Linked DNA regions of Mus musculus: region 1 is linked to region 2. A link is a loop called in an ENCODE intact Hi-C map of the cell type or tissue named here. Cell type or tissue: heart. All regions are shown on one strand.

Evidence for each region. A loop is a pair of places that touch in the nucleus more often than their neighbours do. Peaks named below come from ENCODE experiments on the same cell type or tissue, not always from the same donor. Only the 100,000 strongest peaks of a DNase experiment are listed, where the experiment ranks them.
Region 1: it touches region 2 in a loop (4-fold over the local background); 4 of 42 quality-filtered maps call a loop at or near these places.

The regions. Positions count from the first base shown.
Region 1 is chr2:172,343,719-172,348,718 of GRCm38, reverse strand. Fam210b (family with sequence similarity 210, member B) reads right to left here and starts at 3,142. Exons shown (of 3, transcript NM_025912.4): 1 at 2,872-3,142. The coding sequence starts at 3,057. In heart, a CTCF peak has its summit at 2,778; DNase peaks (open chromatin) are centred at 3,198 and 3,868; H3K4me3 peaks cover 3,563 bases; H3K27ac peaks cover 4,259 bases.
Region 2 is chr2:172,437,862-172,442,861 of GRCm38, reverse strand. It overlaps Rtf2 (replication termination factor 2), which reads right to left and starts at 2,284. Exons shown (of 9, transcript NM_025542.2): 1 at 2,123-2,284. The coding sequence starts at 2,191. In heart, a CTCF peak has its summit at 2,785 (motif pointing left); a DNase peak (open chromatin) is centred at 2,371; H3K4me3 peaks cover 2,392 bases; H3K27ac peaks cover 1,658 bases.

The sequences.
Region 1 (5,000 bases), 94 kb after region 2:
TTGCCAAACCTGAGAGTATGAGACAAAGGGGGCCTCAGCAGACAGCTGTGGCTGTTCTGGGGCACGGAGACTGGGCCATAACTGAGATTGCCTGGGCCAAGTGTCAATGGGCTTTTGACTGACATTGGCCTAATGGAGGTGCGGGCACTGGGATGGTCTGCAGATTGTCTTATCAGCTTGGCCACCCCATCTGCAGCCCAGGGGAGGAGAGAATTACTTATCAGAAGGGACCAGAGCCCCTGTGAGCTTTTTAGTAGGGGAGTGCTTGTCTCAGGGAGGGGGGAGTGGTAAGGGCTGGCCAATAAAAGAAAGCCGAGGCAGCTTTTCTTCCTGTCCCCCAGAACCAGAACATCTAGAAAAGTCTCTCCTGTAGGGAATGACCATTCTGGCAAGACATGAAGGACCATGCATTTTTCTTCCAAGTCCTAGAGGGATTTAAAGAAGCTGAAGCAAAGGGATTCATGAGAGTGGCTGGCAAGCAATGGGGCACCGGTAGATACTCTTTCCCCACGAAGTACTGCTGTTTGCCACCTGCAAGGGCTCTGGACTTCCCTGACACACTGACACACTGACCTCAAAGTGCTCAGGCGGGGATGCATCTCAGTGGTAGAGCGTCTAGCACATGCAATACTCTCATTTCCTAGCACAGTATCAACCCAGCTTGGCGGTGTAAGCCTATAGTCCTTTGGAGGTGGAGGCAGGAGGATCAGAAGTTCAAGCCTATTGAGTTGAAGGCCAGCCTGGCTGGAATACAGGAGACCTTGTCTCAAAACAACCAGAGGAAGCCATATTAGAAAAAGAAGGTTGATTGAGTTGATCACGCTGTGTGGTAACACTTGCTCCCATCCATTTGATAAGTACCGTATGTGTTGACTTTGTACTGGGCCGTGTTCTGAGTGCCATGAAAATCTTAGTTTAGTGCAATCCTCACAATATCCCCATGAACAGAAGAGGATCTGCAAAGTCCGGGGTGTGTGTGTGTGTGTGTGTGTGTGTGTGTGTGTGTGTGAGCACATAGCCAGAGGCAGCACAGCCCAATCCCAGACCCAGCACTGTGCCTGTCAGAGTGTTCCAGAGCAGGGACATTGCAACAAACCAGACGGACAGACCTCTAAGAAGACTCTGACTTTAGGGAGCAGAGAACAAACAGTGAAACCTAGGGAGGAGACACACCAAGACAAGCAAGGAGTGAGTCAGGAGGGATGCTGCTCATTAGATAAGGGACGCCAGCCAGCAAGCCACTTGCATACGAACTCCTCCCCCTCCCCCCCCCAGGGTCACAAGTGGCCTCCACTCACTTGGTCTATGTGACCCTGAACCCTGAGCTCTGAAAGGGCTCCTTGTGTGGCGTATCTCCCCATCTCTGGCACAGTGCAGTCCTTGCTGTAGGCAAGAGGTTGACATGTCACTCAAGACACTTGATTTACTATCTAGAACATTTGGAGACCCCAGCTGGCCTCCCAGTGAAGGCAGGCAGGTTGGAGGTGGAGTGGGAATGCCGGACTGAGTCCCAGGGCAGGTCCCTCCCCCACAGTTGGCTTCTTGAGGAGTATCCTTTTTGAAGTACAAGCTCAGCTCCTGGGCTCTGGAGGCCCTGGGCGGTGTGACACGGATGACAGAAATCACTGGTGTCAGCCATGATGTACCAGATGCCAGCTAGCATGCTGTCGCCTATCACATTCACCCTCTGGGAAATGACTTAGTAACATCTCATTTTACAGACATGGAAAAGGGATAGCGTTTGATCAAAGTGATTGACTTAGCAAGCAGAGACATGGATCCTATGAGCCTGAGACCAGACTTATCCTTGCTGTAAACACACCTGTCAAGGCAGAGTGTGTGTTTAAGGTTAGGGTTAGGGTTAGGGTTAGGCTACCAACAGGGCTGATGTGGCAGAACAAGGTGAGAGGTTGTACCAGATCGTGAAGGCAGCTAAGATCTGAGCGCTAGAGAAGAGACAGTATAGGGCGGGGGGGCACACTACTGGTAGTCAGGGAAGACTTTCTGGAGGAGAGGGAAGCTATGCGGTGCCCTGAAGCACGGTACGCTGTGAGTATCCTGACTTGTGCTCAGGAGCAGAGCTGAGGCCAGTGTCCTGTCTGTCAGGCAGGAGAGAGGGGAAGGAAGTCCTTCCATCATTGTGCTCGGCACTCAAGGAAAGCGACCAATCCCTAACTGAAAAGCCACGGGAGCAGACAGTACTCAGAACTGCCCGATTCATGGCAGTGATCTTTCTTTCAGACTCCCCCAGACCTCGACGCTTCCGATCTACTACTTCTGAACTCCTGCTTTTTTTTTTTTTTTTTTTTTTTTTTGAGACCTACTTGAGATATGCTGCTGTCTGAATGGAAGCTGGTTTTCACTCTGAGCACTCAGGGCAAGTAACCACAACAAAACGGGATGGACTGCCTGCTCTGAGCCTGCTCTTCCAGCTAGATAAAAGGGTGGCGCAAGGAGCACAGGGAAGCGGTAGATGTACCGGCGGCACCGGCGATGCCGCCTCCTGGGCCCAGTGCCCAGGCCTCAACTGAACTTCAAAAGGAACAAGTCCAGGGGCCGGACTGGAAGTTCATATAGAATTCAGGCCCCTTGCGATCGGCTCGGTAACGCCACTGTTCTGGCTTTCGAAACTGGGGCTCGGCGGGCGACTCCATGACCTTGGGCAGCGCACCATTCCACTCCTAGCCTCAGTTTCTCCGGCTGCTAACTGAAAGAGATTTTTCTCGGATTCTAGGAATCTGAGAACTCAGGGACCCCGGAGGTGACCCGTTTCGGTCAGGTGCAATGTAAAAATTGTCCATTGGGGCTGGCCCTGGCACGGCGCTCCGGCCACTTGGGGATCAGGGTCCGAGTGGCTGTGGGGAGTCTTACCTGGCGGCTGAGACAGTCCCCGCGGGCCGTGCGCAGCAGTCGGGCGTCCGGAACCGGATGGGACAAGGCTAAGGCCCAGAGCGGTGGAGCACAGGAGGTGGCGGTTCCCAGGAGCCAAGGGGCCAGGGGCCGCAGCCGGGTGCTCACTCTTCCTGCCGGGCCAAGCAGCGTCAACAGCCCGGCCATGGCGCGCCGCGAGCGCAGCTCCAGTGTGCCCACTCGGGAATCAGCTCCAACACAGCGCGGTGGGCGGGGCCGAGACCGGGGCCTCGAGCTCCACCCCCCGACAGGCCCCGCCCCAACACCTTTAGGGCCCGCCCCCGGAGCGGAGCTGAGCGTGGGATAGGCGGGGCTCTATAGCGGAGCGCAGGTTTTGGGCTCCACCCAACAGCTCCGCCCTCCGCAGAAGCAGCCTATCCATGAGTGGGTGGGGCATCTGGAGACGCTCGCTCTCTTTTGTTCCCGCCCCTCAGCCCCGCTTCCTTGGCTAAGTTCCGCCTCCTGAAGCGGAGTGGGCGGGGCTGGGGACCTGCCAAGTCTATCAGCCTAGTTCTCAGGACCTCAGGCCAGTTCTTTGTGGAATGCATTTTCTCAGAACTTTCCAGGATTTTGAGTTTCCGGACTGTGGAGCGCGGCTGGCGGCTGTTTCAAGCGAGGGCTAATGCATTCTTTGTTTTTCCTCTCAGCCGAATGGGTGAAACCTGGAAGACTGATGCTTACGTGAATGCTTTAAAGAAGAAAGGAACTATAGAGGTTAACTCTCACTTGAAGAAGCCCTCTAAATGAGCCTACTATATCGCGGCTGTGAACATGAAAGCAGCCACTGTGGAGAAAAGTTTTGTACTTTCACAGATAGTTAAAAGTACACAAACCAGGTTGGTCAGCAACTCCGCTCCCATAGTGTCTCAAGAGAAGCAAAGACTCACATTTCTGTCGGACTAAAATCTGACAAGAGGGCACTCTCTCTTACCTGGTGACTATGCACTGCCTGGGGACTTGGGCCCACAGGAAGGCGTTGCTGGCATTAGATGTGGCCCCTCTACCTTGGACCTCTAGGCCCATGAGCCAAAATTAACCCTTCTGTTCTTATAACTTAAAGAAATAATAGTAAACTGTTATCTTGACATGGTGGTGCAGATCTGTAACTCAAGCACCCAGGAGGCTGAGACAGAAGGATTAAGAGTTCAAGGCCAGCCTCGACCCCAGGAGAACCTGTCCTACACACATGCTCAGAAGACAGCAATACTCATAGCAGGGCAGTCCAGATATCTGTCAGCTGGAGAATGGAACTTCCATCTGTGGATCACTTGCTATCCAAGCTGAGTTCCACCCTGGGGCCCAGGCAAGGTGGGGGTGGGGGCTGGGAGGTGGGGGGAGAGAGCCACAGTCTCCACAAAGTGCTCCTCTGGCCTGTACACATGCTCCCTCCCATGCAATAATAATAAAAAAATTTTTTTAAAGTAAGGCGTGAACACCTTCATCCTAGGGACAAGTCTCAGGACTGCTTTGCCAAATGGAAAATTCCAGCCACAAACACAACATGCAGGAGGATTTCATCTTCAGAGAATGCAAAGTTCACAGGCAAAATTCTGGACCCCCCCCCCCAAAAAGGTCAGCGGCTATCTAGGATTGTGAGTGGGATTTGGGCGGGGATTCAAGGAGCAGGGGGCTGACAGGGCAGTGAGGGTCACCACAATAAGCAAAGCTCACTTTTATGCAGAGCAATCATACTTCAGTGAAACAATGCCAGCGGTCCCCAGGACAGGCACCGTGGCCCAGCCTATAACTACAGTATTTGGGAAGTAGAGGCAGGAGCTCCAGACCAGCCCCCAAGCTCAGTCTCCTTGACCCAAAAGAATAAAATGTATAAAGCTAACATTCTCAAGATGTGCTGGCTGGATTCCAGCTTGGCAGAGCTCTCAGAGTCAGAAACCACGCTGGTTATGCCTGAGCTCTGTTTGTGGTAGTCCGGTACCAGTGTCTGAAGGAGGCAGACTGATCCTGTGTGGACTGCTTCTGCTCAGGGTGTTCAAGCTATAAAGATGAGTTAAAGGTATAGTCCTAAGCCGGGCGTGGTGGCGCATGCCTTTAATCCCAGCACTTGGGAGGCAGAGGCAGGTGGATCTCTG
Region 2 (5,000 bases):
GATGGATCTCCATTGGTTGGAGCCTAGCCTGATCTACAGAGAGTTCCAGACCAGCCAGGACTACATAGTGACACTGTATTTCAAAAAAAAAAAAAAAAAGTCACCACACATCTCACTTAGGGCAAGTGTTATTTCCATGGGACTTAGGGGCTGTGTTGCCAAGACAGGGGCAGATCCCTACCCCATATCTATATGATTACTTCATAACAGGCATTTCAAATGGAAGCTCTAGAAGGGATAATTTGCCATTAGGTCCCAGAATTGTATATATAACAAGCATTTTATAAGTACTTGGACAAATGGGTTAATAAAAACTACTCTTCCTGATCATTCTTTCTTTTCGTTACCCTTCTAAGATCAGGGTTTTTTGTTTGTTGTTTGTTTTTAATTGTTTGGGTGTGGTTGGCTGTTTTTTGCCAACTCTTCCATTACTCCATGTCAGCCCTGGGCACAAGACAACAACAGTAAGATGAATACTTTATGCACACTTGAATGTGACATGTTGGCCTGGTCCGAGGGCACTCTGTCCTCAGACTTTCAACATATGCTCAGTGGATGTCTATAATGTGCAGAAACATCTTATAGACTGCAGAGCTAAGACATGCAAGGATCCCAGAGCACATGGGAGAGAGAGATACATAGTCGATAACCACAGAGGCAGGGATCATAGAAAAAAAAAAAAAAAAAAAAAGGAAAGCAGCAGAGGGGGCGGGCCTAAAGAGTGACTGCAGCTGACTGTGGTGAAGGCTGGGTGGACAAATGAGGGGAAAGAGCCAAGCAGCACACACTGTAACCAGCACTCCGGGGGCTGGGGCAAGCCTGGGCTACCTCACAGCAAGACCTTGCTTCAAGTGGCCCCTCCCCCCCAAGTCATGATGTCACTATGAGTGAGGAATGTTCAGGACGCTGGGGCAAGGTCTATGGTATCTAGAACAGAGTGAAAGAGCTAAAGAGGGGCAGAAGAGAGGGCAAAAAGACAAGCAGAGGTTTGTTCACACAGGACCCAATGGAGTTTATTAGGGATGTGTCAGGAAGTTATGCAGTGTCTTAAGTACAACACTGGATGGGATTCACCTCCCATCCCAAAGTTCTCTGAATGTTGGATCAGGAAACATGATCCTCCCCGTGCTGGGAACTGTATCGGGGGCATTCTCTCCCCGTGCTGGGAACTGTATCGGGGGCATTCTGTGCCTTCTATTATTAAACAGTCATCATCAACACTAGCTTTGAAATGCACATAAATGGATGGGGACAGTGGTTCATGACTCTAGGCCACGTCAGTGGTGTTAACTAACTTTGCGGCATTCAATTTCCCATCCATTAAGTACACACTTTGCTCAATGTCTTGTAAGATTTACAGAATGCCCACGCATTTATTCAAAAATATTCACTGTGGCAGAAACTGTGCTAGTTCTGGAAGAAAAACAGTGCACAGAGTTCACCAGGAGGAGCTTGCAGTCACGTGACCATCAGCTGGGCTCAACCACCAATTCAGAGTGCTAAGAGCTGATAATTAGTTTAAGAAGGGTGTGACTTCACAAAGGGGAATGGTTTGGGGAGACTTTAATACACAAAGCTCAGGCTGGAGAGATGGCTCCGTGGTTAAGCCTGTGTACTGCTCTTCCAAAGGATCCGCGTTTGGTTCTAACAGCCAAGATTAATGGCTCACAAAAACCTGTAGCTCTAGCTCCCGGGCGTCCGATGCTTTCTTCTGGCCTCCTTGGATACCACACTCACACACAAAACATTTTTAAAAAAAGTATTATTCAAATACCAAGGCCTGTTGGCCAACACCTTTAATCCCAGTGCTCAGCAGGCAGAGGTGGGAGTCCCAGCCAGCCAGGGCCACACTGTGAGAGCCTTTCACAAAAACACACAAAGTCCATAAATAGCATCTATCACCGTGATCGTCGCTAGCTACAGATACGTTCCAGTCCTGGCTGGGCCACTAACTAGCTCTCCAGTCTCCGTCCCGTTCAACGTTAATGTTTCAAATCAACACAGCGTCTGTGGGGAGGATCCCAGTCTAACCGTACTGTTCAGTGCCTGCAAACAGTAAACCCTCCACAAGCGCTGTGACCACCGTTCATCCCGAGCCCCGCAGCCCGCAGTCCCCACTGACCTTCTCGACCTTCTTCGGCCCCTTCACCAGCTCGTGCCTCTTGGGGATGGTGCCTCCGTCGCAACCCATCCCAAAGCCGAAATCAGAAACCGTAGCAAAAACCAGAAGCCTTAGCAAAGACGAGAAGCCGTCGCTTCCGGGGTCTCTGGCGAAACCCTACCTACTTCCGGCGCTCCTTGATGACGCACACAACCAGCGCGCCGCGAAAGGGGCGGGGTCGCCGCGCGAGGCCTTGGTCCACACCAATTGTCTTGAAAATCTTGTCCGGGAGTTGGGCGTGGTTTCAGGGCGACGTGCTGGAGCATCCTTGGAGTGCGTCCACTTCCGGTCGTGGGCGGTCCCTGTTTTTTCCTCTGTGGTTCCGTAAGCTTGGGCCTGAGGGAGGACGGGAGAACATTTGTCGGGGTTGTCCCGAGGTCTGCGTCTCTGGCATTTTTGCAGACCAGTAGTGCTGTAAGTCTAAGGAGGAGATGGCCGGAATCTGTCTTCTCAGCTACCTCTCATGTATTTTAAATCCAGACTTAGAAAAGAAAAGACGTTGTGGGTGCTAGAGGGATGGCTCAGTGGTTAAGATCACTGACTGCTCTTCAGAAGTTCTGAGTTCCATTCCCAGCAACCACATGGTGGCTCACAACCATCTATAATGATATCTGATGCCCTCTTCTGGTGTGTTTGAAGACAGCTACAGTGTACTCAAATACATAAAATTAAAAAAAAAAAAAAAAAAAAGACGTGGTGGGTGGGCCTGCTTGTGCGCTACCTAACTGCAGATGCCTGTCGAGGCCTGAAGAGGGTGTTCTATCTTCCTGGGACTGGAGTTGATATGGTTGTGAGCTGCTGGGGTTCTGGGAATCCATCCTGTGCTTACTCAAAGAACAGCAAGCATTCTTAGCCACTGAGCGCCTCTCCACCCTGTATCCAGATGTATTTTGGGCAGAAGCTAGGGCTACAGTGTCTCCAACAAGCTTAGAGTAGCCACTCATCCCATTGTACCAGCTACAGAGATTAGTGCAGACAGAGAAAGGGGAGGGTGATCATATTGGGAAGAGAACAAATAAGGGGTTCAGTGACCCCCTAGTCTGCCTTTGGGGTACTAACATGAGCTGTAGGCCCAGAGGAACAACAGGGGCAAATGGTATGCATAAGTGAGCAGTCCTGGGATAAGTATGGCCTCCTTCATTTCTGTGTCTACACCAGTCCTGCAAGGTGGCCATTCTGAAGCCCACACTGCTTAAAGTGACCAGATAGTCTCAGATGACCATCTTTTCTGCCTTTTCACCCTCACTTAGGGGAGTGCTGTGTCCTCTGGGACTCCAATGCTCCTGGGATCCTAGGTGGTTGCAGGCCTAAGAAGTGACTTACTGTGCCTTCAGCTTTATGACACTAAACACCCTCAACTTGTCGATGGCTCTTTCAAGGGAGAGAGTCACACGTAGGTGTCTTAACAGTAGTTCTGCATCTGATTTTGTGGCTTCTGAAATTTCATAGCTCAAAGGATGCAACTTGCCACAAAATGCAGAGATCAATCAAAGGTTAAAGCCAGGTGGTGGTGGCGCACGCCTTTAATCCCAGCACTTGGGAGGCAGAGACAGGCGGATTTCTGAGTCTGAGGCCAGCCTGGTCTACAGAGTGAGTTCCAGGACAGCCAGGGCTATACAGAGAAACCCTGTCTCAAAACAAACAAACAAAAATTAAGTACAAAATTAGGAACTGGCTCTCTTAGTTTCCTGCCATGGTTGTGTTGCCCCGGTTTAGGGGTGAGAGGAGTGTGCAGGTTCAGAGAACCCCAAAGGCTCACAGGTATTCTGTCCTTAGGGAAACATAGTCTGGCAGTGGTGGTGGTTTGCGGAAAGGTGGAAGTGCCTGTGTAGCCAAGGGTGATCTTGAACTTCTGATCCTCCTGCCTCAGTCTCTTCAATGCTGGGATCACAGTTGTGCACCACCACACCCAGTTATGCCCCCCAAGGCTTTGTGTGTAATAGGCGGACACAATATCCAGTGAGGCAGAGCCTCAGCTCTTACATTATTTTAACAGCCCTGGTGTTTTTGTTTGAGACACGCTCTTACTATGTAGCCATGTCTGGCCTGGAACTCACTATGTAGACCAGGCTGGCCCTAGAACTCTTGGAAATATGGCTGCCTCTACCTCTTGAGTCCTGGGGTTTAAGGGATGTACCACCATGCCTGGCTTAATGTAGTTATTTAATGAATCTCTTTAAAAGGAATACAGTTTCTAGGCCCCCTCTTCCTTCTCCTCCTCCTCCTCCTTCCTCCCTTTTCCTCCTCTTCTTCCTCCTTCTACTCCTTCCTCCCCTCCTCTGTCTCCTTCTACTCTTCTTGAGACAGGGGCTTACTGTGTATCCCTGGCTGGCCTTGAATTCACAGAAATAAATCTGCAAACAAAAATGATTTGGTCAGTTATGACACACTTCTCTCTGTGAAAAATTCAAACTAACCTAGGTGAGAGTTTCCTTGCCTCCTATGTCCCTTAGAATTTTCCTTTCTATCTTTCCTGCCTCAAAAACTGTGTATTAGAATTTTCAAAAGTCTTTAAACTTATTTTCATTTTATGTGTTTGAATGGTTTGCCAGCATGCATGTACGTACGTAGACTACAGCTCAGGTGTGGAGGTTGGAGAACAGTTTACAGGAGATGGTTCTATCTTTCCACTATTTGGATCCTGTGGATCAGCAAGCACCTTTATCCACTGACTTGTTTCACCCTCTGGCCCAAGGAGTTTTATAAATATTATTTGTTGGGGAGCGGTACATGCCTATAATCCTAGCACATGGGAAGATGGTGCTTTTGAAGCTAGCCCGGGCTACGCAGCAAGACCCTCTCTTAAAAAAAAAATGTATTTGCAGCAAAACGGATACAT